Linked DNA regions of Homo sapiens: region 2 is linked to region 1. A link is an interaction called in ENCODE POLR2A ChIA-PET data of the cell type or tissue named here. Cell type or tissue: OCI-LY7. All regions are shown on one strand. Links, peaks and the distances in the headings refer to the core of each region. The heading gives the core; the rest is flanking DNA. Region 1 has its middle 19 kb from the start of RBSN. Region 2 has its middle 18 kb from the start of SLC6A6.

Region 1 (8,326 bases), core at 16-8,015:
ATTAATCTCTCAGCATCCATTTCCAGTTCTGTAAAATGGGGATGATAACAGCCCACACCTCACAGAGTAATGGCCAATGCTGGTGTCCCTGGCAGGGAGGGGGGTTCGAGGGGGAAGGCAGAGGAGACCTCTCTCCATGAAGTCATTCATTCACAATAAAGCCACTGTCATTTTCAATATGGAGCTTCCAAGGTCACGTGGGAGTTGGTGTCCAGCCAATAGATGGAAGAAGAGAGAATGGAGAAAGTACCTCCACTTCTCATCCATTTGAGCGGAAGCAACTCATCACTCTCTCTCACCTTCATTGGTAAGAACCAGTCACACAGTCCCTCCCAGATGCAGGGAGGGCTGGGAAGTGCAGCCCCTGGCTTGGCAGCCACATCCCTTTAACAGCCTACACCAGGAAGAGAAGCATACATCTCTGGTGGACAGCTGGCCATCCCTGCCTGAAATTCTTTCTCAGGTTGAAACCATCCTTACAGGGATAACAAGCATCACATGCTGGGTTCTGGGCAGAAATATAGTTTATAATTAAGTGTTAATCAGGCTGCGCTTTGGCCCACTTCTTTGGAACCAAAAGTCATGTTAACACTAGACACTGACCATTTGCAAACCCATTGTTCCTATAAGTAGGACCACTGAGGTTAGAATCATAAGGCTTTTATTTAAGAATTGCTTAAGATGTTCTTCAGTGCGCAAATTCCAGCAGAGTGGCAGAGGACAGCCAGCATGAAGACCCCCACAGAGGAACGGGATCAGCATGAGAATGCAGTTTCTTCATCTCCCTGTCCCAAGACTTCACCCTGCACTCTTCGACCAATCAACGACCTCCCCACTTTGGCCCACTCCAAACCCCTTAAAATCCCTAGTCCTAAATTCTTTGGGGAGGCAGATTTGAGGTTTCCTCCTGTCTCCTTGTTTGGTTACCCACAATTATTAAGCTCTTTCTCTGCTGCAATCCCTGGTCTTGGTATACTGACTTGCTGTATGTCAGGCAAATGATCCTATTACAAAGTGAGTTCCAAACTCCGTGAAAACCTCTGGCTGAGCCTTTGTCAGGCTGTCAGGTTACCAAGTTTAGCAAGCTGGTGTGAGAGGCTCCATCCAAATACCCACAGTGTGTAACCCAGTTGATACCTAGTGTCACCAGCCCAGGGAGAAGATCCCCCTGGATTAAAAAAGAAAATCTCATGGCCTCAGCTCCTCCCTTCCTCTCTCTCTCTCTCTCTCTCTCTCTCTTGCTCTCTTTCTCTGCTCCCTCCACACCTCTCTCTTTCTCTCAGTCATGAGAACACAAGCTGTCCTAGCGTATCTTTAGGGTTAGGTTTCTGCCTAGTACTTTCCTGCCCAACAGATCAACCCAGTATGGCTAAACACAGCGAACTTGCAAGGATCATAAGACGCTAAAAATGATGAAAGACGTGAAAAAGCATCTGGGAGAGGCCAGGGTTTTCCCTACACGTTAGGGCTCCTTTCCCACTGCCTTTGCGGGTAGTCAAATCCCACCTACTCTTCACTGGGTGCTCCTTCTCACGTCCCCAACATTCTTGGTGTTGTAGTGGACAGCTATTGCTTTTTTCTCAGTGGCATACAATTCTCTTTCTACATAACATCTCCGTGTCCTGGGGGACCCACCCTCCCTGGTCTCAGTCTATTTCAGGTAATTTTCTTTTTCTCTTTTCTTTTCTTTTCTTTTTTTTTTTTCCGAGATGGAGTTTCGCTCTTGTTGCCCAGGCTAGAGTGCAGTGGCGCGATCTCGGCTCACTGCAACCTCCGCCTCCCGGGTTCAAGCGATTCTCCTGCTCAGCCTCCCAAGTAGCTGGGATTACAGGCATGCGCCACTACGCCTGGCTAATTTTGTATTTTTTTAGTAGAAATGGAGATTCTCCATGTTGGTCAGACTGGTCTCGAACTCCCGACCTCAGGTGATCCACCCGCCTCAGCCTCCCATAGTGCTGGGATTACAGGTGTGAGCTACTGTGCCCAGCCTCAGATAATTGTCTTAATCCAAATGCTACAACATTTGCCATCTAATCCAGATTTAAAACCCAGCTAGGCCCTGTCTTTGTGCAGCCTCCCACACCCCCACTGGCCTCTCATCTCTGCAGAGCCTTCTTTCTTCTCTAAAGCTCCTGTGCCCATCTCTGATAAGCTCCTCAAAATCACTGTGCACAGGGTATCTTCTGGGAAGAGAGAGAGGCCTCCTGTGCTAGGCACTGGCCCACATGGGCTGAGAGTTAGGAGGCTGGTTTCAGGAGGGGAGTCACTTGTTACAGAGCTGCAGAGTTGGCTATTGCTGTGTAACAAACATCCCTAAACTTACTGACTTTCAACAATAAGCATTTACTTTTCTTAGTTCACAGATCAGCTGGGCAGTTCTTCTGGCCTTGGCTGGGCTTTCTCGTGCATCTGAGATTGGCTGTGGACTGAGGGCAGGGGCAGCCCTGCGGGTCTTAGCAAAGCTCTCTCACCTATTCTGGGGCTGACTGGTCTAGAATGGCCTGAACCAGGATAAATGAGTTCTCCTCCATGTGCTCTGTCAACTGCCAGCAGGCTGGCCCAGGCTTATTCACAAAAAGATAACAAGCAGAAGCACAAGAGGTCACTTGAGGCCTAAGCTCATACTGTCACATTATCACTTCTGCTGCATTCCAGCCTTTTACTGGCAACTCCCAAGTCCAGCCTAGATTCAAGGAGAAATAGACCCACCTCTTTCTGGAAGGAACTAAAAGAGGCAGAGGGTTTGCTAGGCTGCCATGACAATGTACCACAGACTGGGTGGCTTAAACAGCAGACATTTATTTCCTCACACTTCTGGAGGCTGAAAGTCCAAGATCAACGTGTTAGCAGGGTAGGTTTCTTCCAAGGCCTCTCTCCTTGGCGGTCTTTGCCTTGTGTCTTTACGTGTTTTTCCCTCTGTGTGTGTGTGTCCTAATTCCCTCTTCCTATAAGGATCAGGGCCCTCCCTAATGACTTTGTTTTAACTTAATCACCTGTTTAAAGACCCTGTCTCCAAATACAGTCACATTCTGAGGTACTGAGGGTTATGGCTTCACCATAGGAATGGGGGGTGGGGCACGACTCAGCCCATGATAGAGACTGGGCCATTTTTGTGCTCAGTATACCACCAATACCTAGCTCTATTCTAACTAAAATGATAACCCTGCAAGGTGGCTGTTAGTCACCAATTTACACATCAGGAAGCTGATGTTTGGAGAGTGTAAGGGACTTGTGGGGCCAGGATGGAAGCCTTGGTCCTCCTGACTGACAGGCTTTCACATTCTCTTTTCCCCACACTAGTGTGTAGCAGGAGCAGGCCCTAGGCTGGACATGGGTCATCTGGAAAGCTAGTTGTTCCTCTGGCACAAGCTGATAGGAGGAACAGGGCAGGAGCCAGCCACGTGGTGCCTCCAGGGTCCTCTTCCCCGCTGGACCCTGCCTCATGGCAAAGCAGACACAGAGAACACCCAGTTCTCCTTCCCTTTCCCTGAAAGCATGCTGTCATTTCTCAGAAGTGTGACCCTTGAGTTCGAGACCCTAGGCGCACTTCACAGAGCCTTGGGCTGAGTGCCATTCATGGTCAGTTCCAGACACAGGTTTCTAGCACTGATGGTGTCTTTCCCTCATTCTAATCAGACTGTGTTCTATTTATGGCAGAAGCTGTGCCACTTTTCTGCCACCCTACCTATGCACCTGCCATTCCTCTGCCTAGTGTGCCCTTCCCTCTTCTCCTATCTCCTCTGAGCCTGACAAATTCCCATTTCAAAGGGTCTGCTCTGCTCTAACCCTCCCAGACAGAGATGACACTTCATCCCTTGTGAGTCCTCAATTACATATATATATGTCCCAGGTCTGTCACCCCAATTAGACTGTGGGCTTCTCCAAGGACGGAGCCCTGTTTTAGTCATCCATGCATCAACCACATCCCAGCTGTGAGAACTTGAGTAAGTTATTTGCCTTCTCTGTGTATCAGTTTCCTCACCTACAAAATGGTAATAATAAGAACCTTCCTCTTATTGCATAAGGATTAAAAGAGTTAATAGGTGCAAAGCACATAGAACAGCGCTTGGCACTCAATAAATGTGTGAGCTATTAGTATTTTCTGTTCTTCTTTTTTTTTTTTTTTGGTTTATTTTTTGAGACAAAGTCTCTGTCACCCAGGCTGTAGCAGTGGTGCAATCATGGCTCACTGCAGCCTCGACCTCCTGGGCTCAAACGATCCCACCTCAGCCTTAGAGTAGTTGGGACCACAGGCGTGCACCATCATGCCCAGCTAAATTTTTTTCTAATTTTATTTTTTGTAGAGACGGTGTATCCTTATGTTGCCCAGGCTGATCACCAACTCCTAGGCCTAGGCAATCCACCCATCAGCCTCCCAAAGTGCTGGGATTATAGGCATGAGCTACCGCACCCAGCCTATTATTTTCTTCATTACTTTCTAGAGTGCTGCATAGGACCTTATAAATGTGAGCTATTACGCTTTTTGTTATTATCCCTCAGTGCCCTGCACGGGGTTGGGCCCAGGAATTATTTGCTGAATGAATTAATTACTGTGCTATGAATGACCTTCACCTTCATGAGCAGAAGACCATGTGTGGGGACCGTAAGACTTCAATCAGGGATAAAACAGGAATATCACCAAGTGCATTAGACATTTTAATAAGAGCCTTCTCCGCGCCCCCGTGGTGTCTGGCCGCTGTCTTCCGCTCCTATTTTTGTTTGGGCCTGGGTGGCACTTTGAGGATCAGAATTTGGGGCATCGTCTTCTGCCTGCGTCCTGAGCCTATGCTCCCAGCCGCCTGCTTTAAATAGCCTCTTCCTGTTCACTGTTCTTACTCAGCCTGGAGCAACCAACCTTTCCGGCACGTTGAGACCCCGAGTCCGGGAGCAAATCCCACCTGAGCGCGAGCGCGCGGCTCCTCCCGCCAGCAGGGGGCGCCCGACACTTGCCTTCCCCCACGAGAGGCCCGGGGCGCTCCGGGTGGAACTTGAAAGAATTCTGGGCCGGGCGCGGTGGTTCACGCCTGTAGTCCCAGCACTTTGGGAGGCCGAGGCGGGCGGATCACGAGGTCGGGAAATCGAGACCATCCCGGCTAACACGGTGAAACCCCGTCTCTACTAAAAATACAAAAAATTAGCCGGGCGCGGTGACGGGCGCCTGTAGTCCCAGCTACTCGGAAGGCTGAGGCGAGAGAATGGCGTGAACCCGGGAAGCGGAGCTTGCAGTGAGCCGAGATCGCGCCGCTGCACTCCAGCCTGGGCAACACAGCGAGACTCCGTCTCAAAAAAAAAAAAAAAAAAAATTAACCCCATTCGAGGCAGGTGTGAAATGATGGGTTGGAGGCACTAGTCTGTTTTCTTTAATAGGCTTTTAAATAAACACTGCATCGTTAAAGCTTAAACCTATGGACCGCTCAGAATCACTCTGTGCAGAACCAGGGGCCAACCTACCACAGCTGTGGCAGAGGGGGGCCACCCAGCAAAGGACCGTGCAGTCGGGGAATAAAAGCTGCCATCCAGGGTTGCGCATAAAGGGAGGTGAGGGATCTCTCCCAGGTCAAGAACGGCCCGGATCTGCTATAAATGCTTAGAGAAGCTCTAGCAGAACACTCGAGAAACTCGTCAAAGTAGCTACCTCTGGATCTTCTGGATTTTTTTACTTTAAAAAATAAGTCTCTCTTTATCTGTCTTTTTTAACAGACAGGACCTCACTCTGTTGCCTAGGCTGTAGTGCAGTGGTGTGATTATAGCTCACTGCAGCCTCAAACTTTCTGGGCTCAAGCAATCTGCCCACCCCTGCCCCTCGAGTAGCTGGGACTATGGGCATTTGCCACCACACTCGGGTAATATTTTAATTTTTTGTCGAGATAGGGTCTCACTCACTGTGTTGCTCAGGTTGGTCTCCAACTCCTGCCTTCAAGTGATCCTCCCAACCTCAGCTTCCTAAAGCACTAGGACTACAGGCTGAGCCACTACACCAAGCCAAAATAAGTCATTTCTAAAATTTGTCATGGGATTAGAGAAAATTAAATTAAATTAAAATATAAAAATAAGTAAGTCTTTAAAAAAAAAGAAACAAGAATAAGTTAACAGAAGGAGGTGTTCAAGTGGAGACACCAGTGCCACAGCTCTGACTTTGGCTAAGAGTACCCAGCCCTGTGCAGACTGGAGAGGTGCAGAATTGGGGGTGGGGCACCTGGGGTTCTGGTTACCTAAGACCATCTGACCTCTGCATGGGATACTTAGGCTTTCACAGGGCTCATCCAGGGGAGTTCCTGCAAACTATCATGCCCCTTTCTCGGAGTTCCAGCCCTGCCAGGGGCTTTCTGAAGACTTGTTGGCTGTCATCCCATTCCTAGGTGCCTCGTCCTGCAAGAGAACCAGGCTGAGCCTGCCCAGGGCAAGCAGGAGGCGAGGAAGGGCCCAGTCTCTGTAGAGTTGGAGAAGGCAGCCTGCGGGCTCCTCTGCAGTGAGCTCACAGGGCCTGGGAGCCCAGAGGGCAGAGCAAGGATCCACAGGGATGTCAGGGGGCAGTCAGAGGGTGCCAGGTCTCAGCTCAGAGAGAAAAACACTTTCTTCCCGGCAGAGCTGTGCTGGTTAGAACAGCTGTGCTGTGTCTGAGGGAATGAGGTCCCCATCCCTGGAGGCAGGCAAGCATGGACTGAGGAAATGTCGGGTGAGGGAGGTTAGGGAGAATTTTCCTACCTGCACTGACCTTTAGGCCTCTTTGAGTGCTGAGCTTTTGTGATCCAATTCCCTGACACAAGCCCTTCCTCCTCCTCGTTTGCTGGTGGGCAAAATGTGAGGGAAGGTGAAAGACGCCCTTTGCCTCCACGCCAGCTCCTTGCCTCCCAAAGAAGACCCTAGATGGACTGGGAGCACTGCCGTGTAATGATTAGGGAGATCCTCAGGGTCGTCTGACATCAAAGTGTTGTTTGGTGCAAGAACTTGGTCTTTCAAAAGTACTTTCGGGAGCAGCTGGGTGGAAAAAAAAAGCAACTTTAGGAACTTGTGGGAACACTTGCTACCTCCAACCAGTGCCTCTCAGAGCAAATGTGGGGCCTCCGTCTGTTCAATGGCTCTTAGTTGGGTCTCCTGCACGCCTTGAGCCTCCAGGATATAAAAACTGCAATGAATTTAGTTCAATTCAAAATAAGTTTAAATTTTAAGTTTTGTGATAGGTAATAACAATTGTATGGTTTCAATTCAAAAGGTGGGTAGGTGAGGTCATTTAGCCAAAAGTGAGTCTCACTTTCATACTTCTCCAGGCCAGCAGGCCCTCTCCAGGGCAACCACCAATGCTTGGCATCCTCCCAGAATTCATCTGTAAACGTGCAAACAAATACATACCTCTCTCATGAAATGTGTTTTGAGCACCTGCTAAGTATAGGGGTGAGGGGTGAGGGAGCCCAGACTAGGGAGTCAGCCAGCCTAGGTTCACACACCAGTTGGTAATATTTGGCTGTGCCTGCTGGCTAAGAGCAAACGATTACTTCCTGGGGACAGGCACTGCTCTGTGATCTTGCAGTGTGCTCTCTCATTCAATTCTCATCATGTGCTAGTTGGAGGCCTTTGCAAAACAGACACCAATGTGGGATCAGACGTGCAAGAGATTTATTGGGGAAAATACCTGTGAAGGAAAATGGGGAAGGAACTACTTGAAGGTGGCCAGGTTTAGCAAACAAAAATACAGGACATCCAGTTAAATTTGAATGTCAGATAAACAATGAATACATTTTACTATAACTACGTCCCATGCCATATGTCCCATGCATACTCATATTTAAAAGTATTCATCGATAATCTGGCATTCTAATTTGACTGAGCATTCTATATTTTGTCTGGAGGCAACTGGGAGAGTCATCAGACCATGAAGCAGGTCCGACCTCTGTGGGAAGGAGAGAAAAAGAAGGAAGGTGGGGAGGGTAGTGGGCTGATAATGGCCCCCAAATATGCCCGTGTCCCAATCCCCTGAACCAAGGAATGTGACCTTACATGACCAAAGGGACTTCGCAGATATAATTAAGCTAAAAATCTTGAGGAGATTATCTTGGATTATCCAGGTGGCCCTAAATGTAATCACAAGCATCCTTATAAAAGAGGGAAGCAAGAAGGTCAAAGAAGGAGGTGAAATATGTAGCGATGACAGCAAAAGTGACTCAAGCAGGGGCCATGATGACCACCAAGGAATGCAGGCAGCCTCCAGAAGCTGAAAAAGGCCAGCAAACGAATTTGCCCCAAAAGCCTCCAGAGGAACCAACCCTGCTAACACCATGGCTTTAGCCCAGTGAAACTGATTTCCACCATCTGGTGTCCAGAACTGCAA
Region 2 (8,326 bases), core at 279-8,278, 730 kb before region 1:
AGGGAGCAGGGGAGGAAGGAAGGAAGGAAATGAGGGAGGGAGGGAGGGAGGAAGGAAGTCCACCAGCTAACCCAGGTATCTGAAACATTTTGGGATTTGAATATGGGTTGACTATTAGGGAGGTATTTGAATTTGATTTTCTCTGGTAATAATGGTATTTTGCTTAGATGGAGGAACAACCTTGCCTTTAAAAGACACATGAACAATATGTAGAAGTAGGAGGCACGAAGTTTGCAAGTTACCTTCCAATGGCTAGGCAAAAAAAGGGCAATGCACCAAAATATGAACAGTGGTGGAACCTAGGTTGGGTATATATGAGTGCTTATTCTATAGTCTTTAAATTTTTCTATATTTTAGGACATTTTTATTAAAAAGGGTTGAGGGTACAATGAATAAAATTTAAGGTCCTGGCTATGGCCTGTGAGGCTATGTCATCCAGCCCCTGCCTCCTCTGATCTCAGCCCCTTCAATCTCTCCCTCGTTCTCCCTGCCCCCAAAACCTCCCTACACACACACAGGCACACATGCACACACAGGCACACACATATACACACAGTCACGCATGCAGGCACGCACGCACATAACTTTCTCACTGGTCAACCCTGGAGCTGGGAGAAGTGGGGAAATGGATGCTCCCCCTGCACAAAGAGGAATCCCTCTTTTCTCCAGATGGGAAATCTTTCCCAAAAGGCCCCACGCAGACTTTCTCTTATGTCTCATTGGCCAGAACCTAGTCCCATGCCCACCACAGGCCTGTTGTTGGCCACAGAGAATGGGATGGCTGGTACTGCTGAACCAATACAGATAGGTCCCCTGTGGTGGTGCCTATTACCCCTCCCCCTAAATAAGAGTTCTCTTGGCCAAGAGGAAAGGGGGCGGCCACTGGAAGACAAGGCCAGGGGTGGACATAGTGCATTTCTGAAACTTGGAGATGGTGAGGCTCTTTTGCATCTGGGCCTTCCAGCAGGTGTGGGGAACAGCTGGTGGCCTCAAACCCTATTCTCCAGATGGGGCAATAGAAAATCAGAGTGGTGGAATGACTTCCCACTCCTGGCTGGTCCAAGCCTCAAATCTCTGTAAGTGGAAAGTCTGCGAGGGCAGGATGGGCAGAACCTGGTGTGTGAGAGGTTCCGCTGGGCGGGGAGATACAGCAAGGCTTCACGGAGAGGGGTAGTGCTCGGTGCTTGGAGCGTGGAGCGGATTTCAGTGGAGGTGGAGAAAGTGTCAGGTGGGGCACAGAGGGAGCAAGGACAAGGAGGGCAGAGCACCAGGCACATGTGGGCAAGAAGAAGGAGGAGGAGAGCTGGAAAGGAGGGTGGGGCCAGATCTGAAGGCCACCGGAGTGCTGGAGTACTGTTCTCTGTTTCACAGGCAAAGAGGAGCTGCTGAAGATTATAGGGATAAGGGCAGAAGCATCTTAGAGAAGCTGAGAGTACCAGAGGAGTGAGATGGAGACCAGGAGACCAGGAGACCATGGAGGAGGCTGGTGCAGGGCTGTGGACACAGAGGGGAGACTCAGAGACAGCTCTGGAGGCTGAGGCTTGTGGGGCCATTTCTTTTGGGAGAAAGCCACCCAGGAAGGAAGTCCCTTCTGTCCCTGGCAACCCACATCAGCACTTCATAGCACAGATGGAAAGTTCTGCCTACCCTAAATCAAACGTGCAATATCTCAGTCTCAGATTCCCACGCCACTGGGCCAACATCCACTGAATGCAGTAAATGGGTGAAAGCCAAATCGTGGAAAGGTTAACAGCGTGGTCCTGGTGGACTTGGGAGCCAGAACACCCCTGCTGCACCCCACCAGCTCTGTCCTGATGAGCTTTGTCCTCTGCCCCTGGAGCCCATTCCCTGTCTGTGCAACTGGGACCTTAGCAGTCACAGTGACAGTGTCCACATATGCTGGGCCCTGGCCGGGCACGAGGTCTGCTCCAGGCTCTTTCCCCACACTGATCCAGGTGGACCATGGGAGGTCCACATGGCCCCGTGGCAGGGGGCGTGGAGACCACATTTTACGGAGGGAGGGTAGAGCCTGCACTTATGGAGCTGTCCGGAGGGTGACACGCATCAACACACGGCAAGCACAGCTTCAGTGTGAACTTTGCCCTGGAGAGGGGATGCAGAAAGTCCCCACAGAGCCTGAAGAAACAGCCATGGAGATCTTCAGGAAAGACCCTGGGAGGTAGAGAGGAGGTGAGGGAAGACGGACCGGGGAGGTTGGGAGACAGTCCTGTGAGCTGCCAGCATGAGGCGGAGGTTGCGCAGGGGGCCTGTGGGAACAGCACTGCAGAAAGAGGGAACAGCCTTCTCCCTGGCTCCAAGCTCTGGGGTGGCAATATCAGCGCTACTGCTATGCCTGGAAAGGACCACGCTGATGAACCCCTCCTCCCCTCCCCTCCACTCACCTGTGTGTGGTCTTGGGCAAGGCCCCCATGCCCACGAAGCTGTAGCTTTCCTGACAGAGGGGTCAGCCTGGCCCAGCTCTGAAGTCAGCTCCACCCCTGACCCAAGGCAATGACTGAGTTGAACAGGATCACAGTGCCTCTAACTCTCCCGGGCCATGGCTGGCATCTTCCATGGCACATTCTATGCTCACACACAGGTGCTTTTCCCACAAGATTCCAGGGAGCCACTGGGAGGCTGGCTGGTGCCCGCTCAAAGCATCAAGCTGTTCCTAGCCCCTAGCCCCGGGCCTGAGAGCCCACCCCTCAGCCTTTGCAGTGATCGTGCCCAAAAGGGCTGGAGGAAGGGGAGAGCCCTAAGGAACAGGTGCTGAGCCCTGTGAGTTGGGGTCCTGGCCAGGATGTCATTTCACAGAGAAGGCCCAAGCACCCAGGACATGGCCTAGTGGGACTCCCAGGAGCCACACTCTCATGACCATTCCCTTCCTGCCCCCTTGCTAGAAATGACCACAGCAGGGAGCCCTGGCCCAGCTGTGGCCCTGAGCCTGGAACACAGGACAGGCCAGTTTTGCTGGCAGGGAGGTAGGACCCAAGTCAGGGCTAGGGTCTTGGGCGCCTATTAGGACAGTCTCCAAAGGTGGCAGGGGCCTGGGGGAGAGACTGAGTTGGGACTGACCACCTGGTGCCTTGAAGCCCTAAGAAGGAACAGGAAGCGGCCAGGCGTGGTGACTCATGCCTATAATCCCAGCATTGTGGGAGGCTGAGGCGGGAGGATCACCTGAGGTCAGGAGTTCGAGACCAGCCTAGCCAACATGATGAAACCTTGGTTCTATTAAAAATACAAAATAATTAGCTGGGTGTGGTGATGCATGCCTCTAATCCCAGCTACTCGGGAGGCTGAGGCAGGAGAATCTCTTGAACCCAGGAGGCAGAGGTTGCAGTGAGCCAAGATCGTGCCACTACACTCCAGCCTGGGTGACAGAGCCAGACTCCATCTCAAAAAAAGAGAAGCAGGAAAGCACCAAGAGATGGGAGGCCCCTAGACAACTCGAGAAGGTAGGGCTCAACCCTTTGTTGCACAAGGCTGTGAGCTCCTGATCCTTGGCGCTGTCTGCACAGACAGGCACCAACTCTGTGCCTCCTCTGGAGTCAGGCAGCCAGGATTCCAGTCCTGCCTCTGACCCACTCCCAGGTAGATTATTTCCTTGTTGGCAAAGTGGGGCTAATAATAGCACTAGTCTCATTAGGCTATTGTGAGGATTAAACGAATTGATGGCCAACAAAGACAACATTGCTGCTGCCATTACCCCCATCCTCTCCTTCCTCCTGCCTCCCCCCACCCCCCACCATGTAAGCCTTTCTCCACTTCCTTTTTCTTTCTAAAAAGAAACATAAAACTAGGCATCCACCTGGTCAGACATGGTTTTTGTTTATTTGTTTGTTTTGAGATGGAGTCTTGCTCTGTCGCACAGGCTGGAGTGCAGTGGTGCGATCTCGGCTCACTGCAACCTCTGCCTCTCAGGTTCAAGCAATTCTCCTGCCTCAGCCTCCTGAGTAGCTGAGATTACAGGTGCCTGCCAACACACCCGGCTAATTTTTGTATTTTGGTAGAGACGGGGTTTCACTACCTTGGTCAGGCTGGTCTTGAACTCCTGACCTCGTGATCCACCTGCCTAGGCCTTCCAAAGCGCTGAGATTACAGGGCGTGAGCCACCACACCCGCCCAGACATGCTTTATAAAAATAAAAAAAGGTGAAGCGCAGAGCTCCCTGGAGGCTTTGCCGGCCAAGGGGAGCCGCTCACACCCACAGCATTGTCCCTTTGTGGGATCTCACCGCTCCTCCTTACCAAAGAGCCTAAAGTGCTGGGCACTGTCCCAGCTCCACGATCTAGGTGAGGACGCAGAGGCCCATGCGGTGAGGTCGTTTGCCCAAGATCACACAGCTCAGACATGCCAGTGGGGCTGCCCTACTCTCTGTGCTGGGGTCCCTTGGTGGGGTCCCCAGTGAGACTTCACTCATCATCTGTCATTTATTCATTCCTCCTTCATCTTTGTGTTTCCTGATGGACCTCACATCTCTTAGAGAAATGCGCAGACTGTCCCATTTACTTCTGCCACCCCCAGTCCCTAGCACAGAAGGCAATCCTGGACGGAAGCTGAAGAAACACATACATAAGACAGTGTTTGAAAACATAATATGCATGTGCTTCAGCCCTTCACGTGTGCATGTGGCTTCCTCCTTGAGCCACTTCCAGCACCTCCACTCCATGGAATCCCATCTCGCTAGGGCCAGGGAGGGCTGATCTCCAGGTAGGCACATCCACATCACCTGTTAATCCTCTTGCACTGAACCTTCCTTCGACTCTGTTCACCTCCCTCCCTCCTGATTCCCACGCTCTTCTTTTGGCTTCCATGACACTCCGTCTTCTGGTTTCCTTCAGCCTCCTGCCATTCCTCTTCAGGCTTTTTTATGAGCTCCTCTTCTGAGACTGACTCCTTTGAAGTTGGAATTCTTGTCTCTCTTAATGAATGCTTTTCCTGGGTGTTCTTGTGAGTTCCCCATGGTCTAACACCCTGGTCAAGGAAGGCTTTCCTGAGGGACATCTAACCCCAAAGCACCAACAGGAGCCTCTCCCTTAACCAAGGCAAGGAGAAGGGAACCAGTCCCGGGTGAAATGTAATAGTAGTAAAAATCACCATGAGGAGAGGCTTCCTTCCTTTTCTTTGGGTCGATAACAAGTATTTTGACACAGAAGCAGGAGAATATCAGCATTTATTGGGCATCCTTTGTGCCGGGCACTGTCCAAAGTGTCATCTTATTTACTCCTCACCAGCCTAGAGAGGATTGGAGTGGAAGGTGTTTGTTAGCTTAATCTGTGTAACAAGCTATCCAGAAAGTAAGGGGTTTCAACAATAAAGATCTATTTGGCTGTCAGTTCTGCAGGTTGGCCGTCTGGGCTTGGCTCAGTTGGGTGGGTCTGCTGCTGGCCTGGAGGGGCTCCTTATGAGCAGGTAGTCAGCGGGTGGGCCTCCCCCCACATGGCCTCTGGTCCCCATGGCAAGGGAAATACAAAAATTAGCCGGGTGTGTTGGCAGGCGCCTGTAATCTCAGCTACTCTTGGTGTCAAGAGCAGAAGCTGAGAGGCCTCTAGGCACCCATGTTCCCACCACATTCTCTTACCCCAAGCAAGACACAGGGTCAGCCCAGATGCATCCTGCCTCTTGACGGGGAGGGCTGTCAAGTATTATGGCCACTTCCCAATCTGCCACGTGGTCACCCAGCTAGTAGGAACAAAACGGCCAGGTGGATTCCCAGTCCAGCACCCGCTCCACAGACCCAGACTGAGGTACCTTTGTTCGGCTCCTTTCTACGGGTAGAGCTCAGGCCTTTGAGACTGGAGAGACAGGCCTCACCAGGAGGGCTGCTCCAAGGGTCCCAGGCAGGCCGGTGACAAGCAGGGGCTTGACTGAAGAGGAGGATTAAGGGCACTAAATCTGTCCCTCGGGCTTGAAGGATGGCCAAGGCACAGGGCACCTGGCCAAATGCAGGTCTCCGAGGAAAGGGGACAAGTGCGCCAGCTTTGCCACCCTGGCCCAAGGGAACTCTGGGCCCCCAGCACACACCAGACACCCTGCTGGGTCCCAGGAGCCGATGGTAAGCCATGCAGACCTGGTCTTCACCCCAACTAGCAGCACACACAGATGCCACAGGCACCATCCCTCAAATGATGTTTCCACTTAAGGACCAAGGCTGTGAAATGAAGGGGCTTTGGGGCCTGCCTGGGTGGAACTCCATCCTTCCTACTTTCTAGCTGTCAGACCTTGGGCCAGTTACTTCTCTCTCTGAGCTCTGATTTCCTCCTTATGAAATGTGTTTGGAAATTATGCCTTCTTCCCAGGTAATGAGGATTTGAGAAGACAGCGCGTAAAGTACTTCTCTCCAGCCCAGCACATGGACACAGTCTAGAAAGTCAGCCATCATCAACTATAGCCCAGAGTCCACAGTTCCCTTTCCAAGTTCCTGAGTCCAAATGTGCCTGGCTATCAGAAGGACAACTCGGAGCATGTTCCATAAGTGTTACACGTCACCCCAGTGGGGTGTGGAGTCGCTTCCCATAATCAATCACATTGATATTTCTACAGCAAAATCTATGACTATTCACAGTAGGTGGGCTGGACATGATAGCTCAAGCCTGTAATTCCAACCCTTTGGGAGGCCAAGGCAGGAGGATCACTTGAGTGATCAAGGAGTTCAAAACCAGCCAGGGCAACATAGCGAGAGCCCCATCTCTAAAAAATAAAGAAGAAGAAAGAAAGAAAGAAAAGAAAAAGAACCACAGTATATGAGCTAAATTGTTTCTAAATAGTTTCACAAAATTTCAAGTTTTGCCACCAAATTTGGGTTTTTGTTTTGTTTTGTTTTTCAAAACTTTTTGAATATGGAAATTGTGGATAGAGGGTTCTTTGGATCATTATAATTTTTTTTTTTTTTTGAGATGGAATCTCACTCTGTCGCCCAGGGTGGAATGCAATGGTGTGATCTCAGCTCACTGCAACCTCCACCTCCTGAGTTCAAGCAATTCTTGTGCCTCAGCCTCCCAAGTAGCTGGGATTACAGGTGCCCGCCACTACGCCCGGCTAATTTTTGTATTTTTAGTAGAGACAGGGTTTCACCATGTTAGTCAGGCTGGTCTCAAACTCCTGACCTCAGGTGATCCGCCCACCTTGGCCTCTCAAAGAGCTGGGATTACAGGCATGAGCCACTGCACTTGGCCTGGATCATTATAATTCTTAGTGACTCTCAACCTTGGCTGTGTATGAGAGTGAGCTGGGGAGTTTCTTAAAGGCAGACTCTTGGACCTCACACCACACCACATGAATCCATCTCAGGGGGTGAGACATCTCTTTAAGAAGCTCCTAAGATGAGTCTGATGTGGACCCCAGGATGAACCATGGTTCTATAGATTATGAAACAGGAATGCGGTGGGGTCTTGCTCACATAGGGAGTACCAGGGAAGACTTCCCCAAGGACAGGACCAAAGGATGCACAGAAACCTGCCAAGTGAAGGGTGTCAGAATGTTCCCAGCAGAAGGAACAGTGTGAGCAAGCTCCCTGTGGTCAGAAGGGAGGCAGCTGCGAGTCAGAGGAACTGAAAGGTCCCCAGAGTGGTGGAAGCCTGGGAGCAAAAGGCGACACTGCCCAAGCTGAGTTCTCCTGCTTCCTCTGCAGCTGAGACGGGGACCGTTCCTGAGGGGGAAATCTGTGTAAACAGGCAAATAGACACTTTCTTCCCAGAGAAAATTAAGCAGCAGCCCTGGTCCTTTCTTCCTAGCCAGAGCAGGAGGGTACATTAAAATCAGAATGTGTGGGGCTGGGAGGAGACACAGATCCTCTAACCTAATTTTTTTTTTTTTTTTTCAAGACAGAGTCTTGCTCTGTCACCCAGGCTGGAGTGGAGTGGCTAGATCTTGGCTCACTGCAACCTCTACCTCCCGGGTTCAAGTGTTTCTCGTGCCTCAGCTTCCTGAGTAGCTGGGACCACAGGCACACACCACTTCACCCGGCTAAGTTTTATATTTTTAGTGGAGATGGTGTTTCACCATGTTTGCCAAGCTGGTCTCGAACTCCTGACCTCAGGTGATCCACCTGCCTCGGCCTCCCAAAGTGCTGGGATTACAGGCGTGAGCCACCACGCCTGGCCTAACCTGATGATTTTAAAGTGCTTTTATCTTTAAAATTATTTGGGTGCCTTTTAGTCAAACAATTTTGCCACTGCCCCTATAGTGGTTGGAGCAAAGTGGAGGTGATGTTGGGTGTCTGGAGATCTGGATCTCCCCAGATCTCCTAGGGACTCTATGGAACCCAGTTTGAAAATCCTAGGGAACCATGACTCAGGGAGAGACGTTGGGATTGTCCAAGTCGCCC

Evidence for each region. ChIA-PET counts read pairs that join two places held together with the same protein. Peaks named below come from ENCODE experiments on the same cell type or tissue, not always from the same donor. Only the 100,000 strongest peaks of a DNase experiment are listed, where the experiment ranks them.
Region 2: POLR2A ChIA-PET joins it to region 1 with 6 read pairs; 1 of 35 experiments calls an interaction of 5 or more read pairs at or near these places.

The regions. Positions count from the first base shown.
Region 1 is chr3:15,113,878-15,122,203 of GRCh38, forward strand. No RefSeq gene overlaps it. Among named protein-coding and RNA genes, the nearest start is that of RBSN, 19 kb to the left of the region's middle. In OCI-LY7, for the core only: CTCF peaks have their summits at 4,911 (motif pointing right) and 5,113; a DNase peak (open chromatin) is centred at 4,944.
Region 2 is chr3:14,380,852-14,389,177 of GRCh38, forward strand. No RefSeq gene overlaps it. Among named protein-coding and RNA genes, the nearest start is that of SLC6A6, 18 kb to the right of the region's middle. RefSeq lists an enhancer at 2,103-2,628. In OCI-LY7, for the core only: no CTCF peak of the experiment used is centred there; DNase peaks (open chromatin) are centred at 3,110, 3,760, 7,289, 7,550 and 1 weaker place; H3K4me3 peaks cover 1,347 bases; H3K27ac peaks cover 5,254 bases.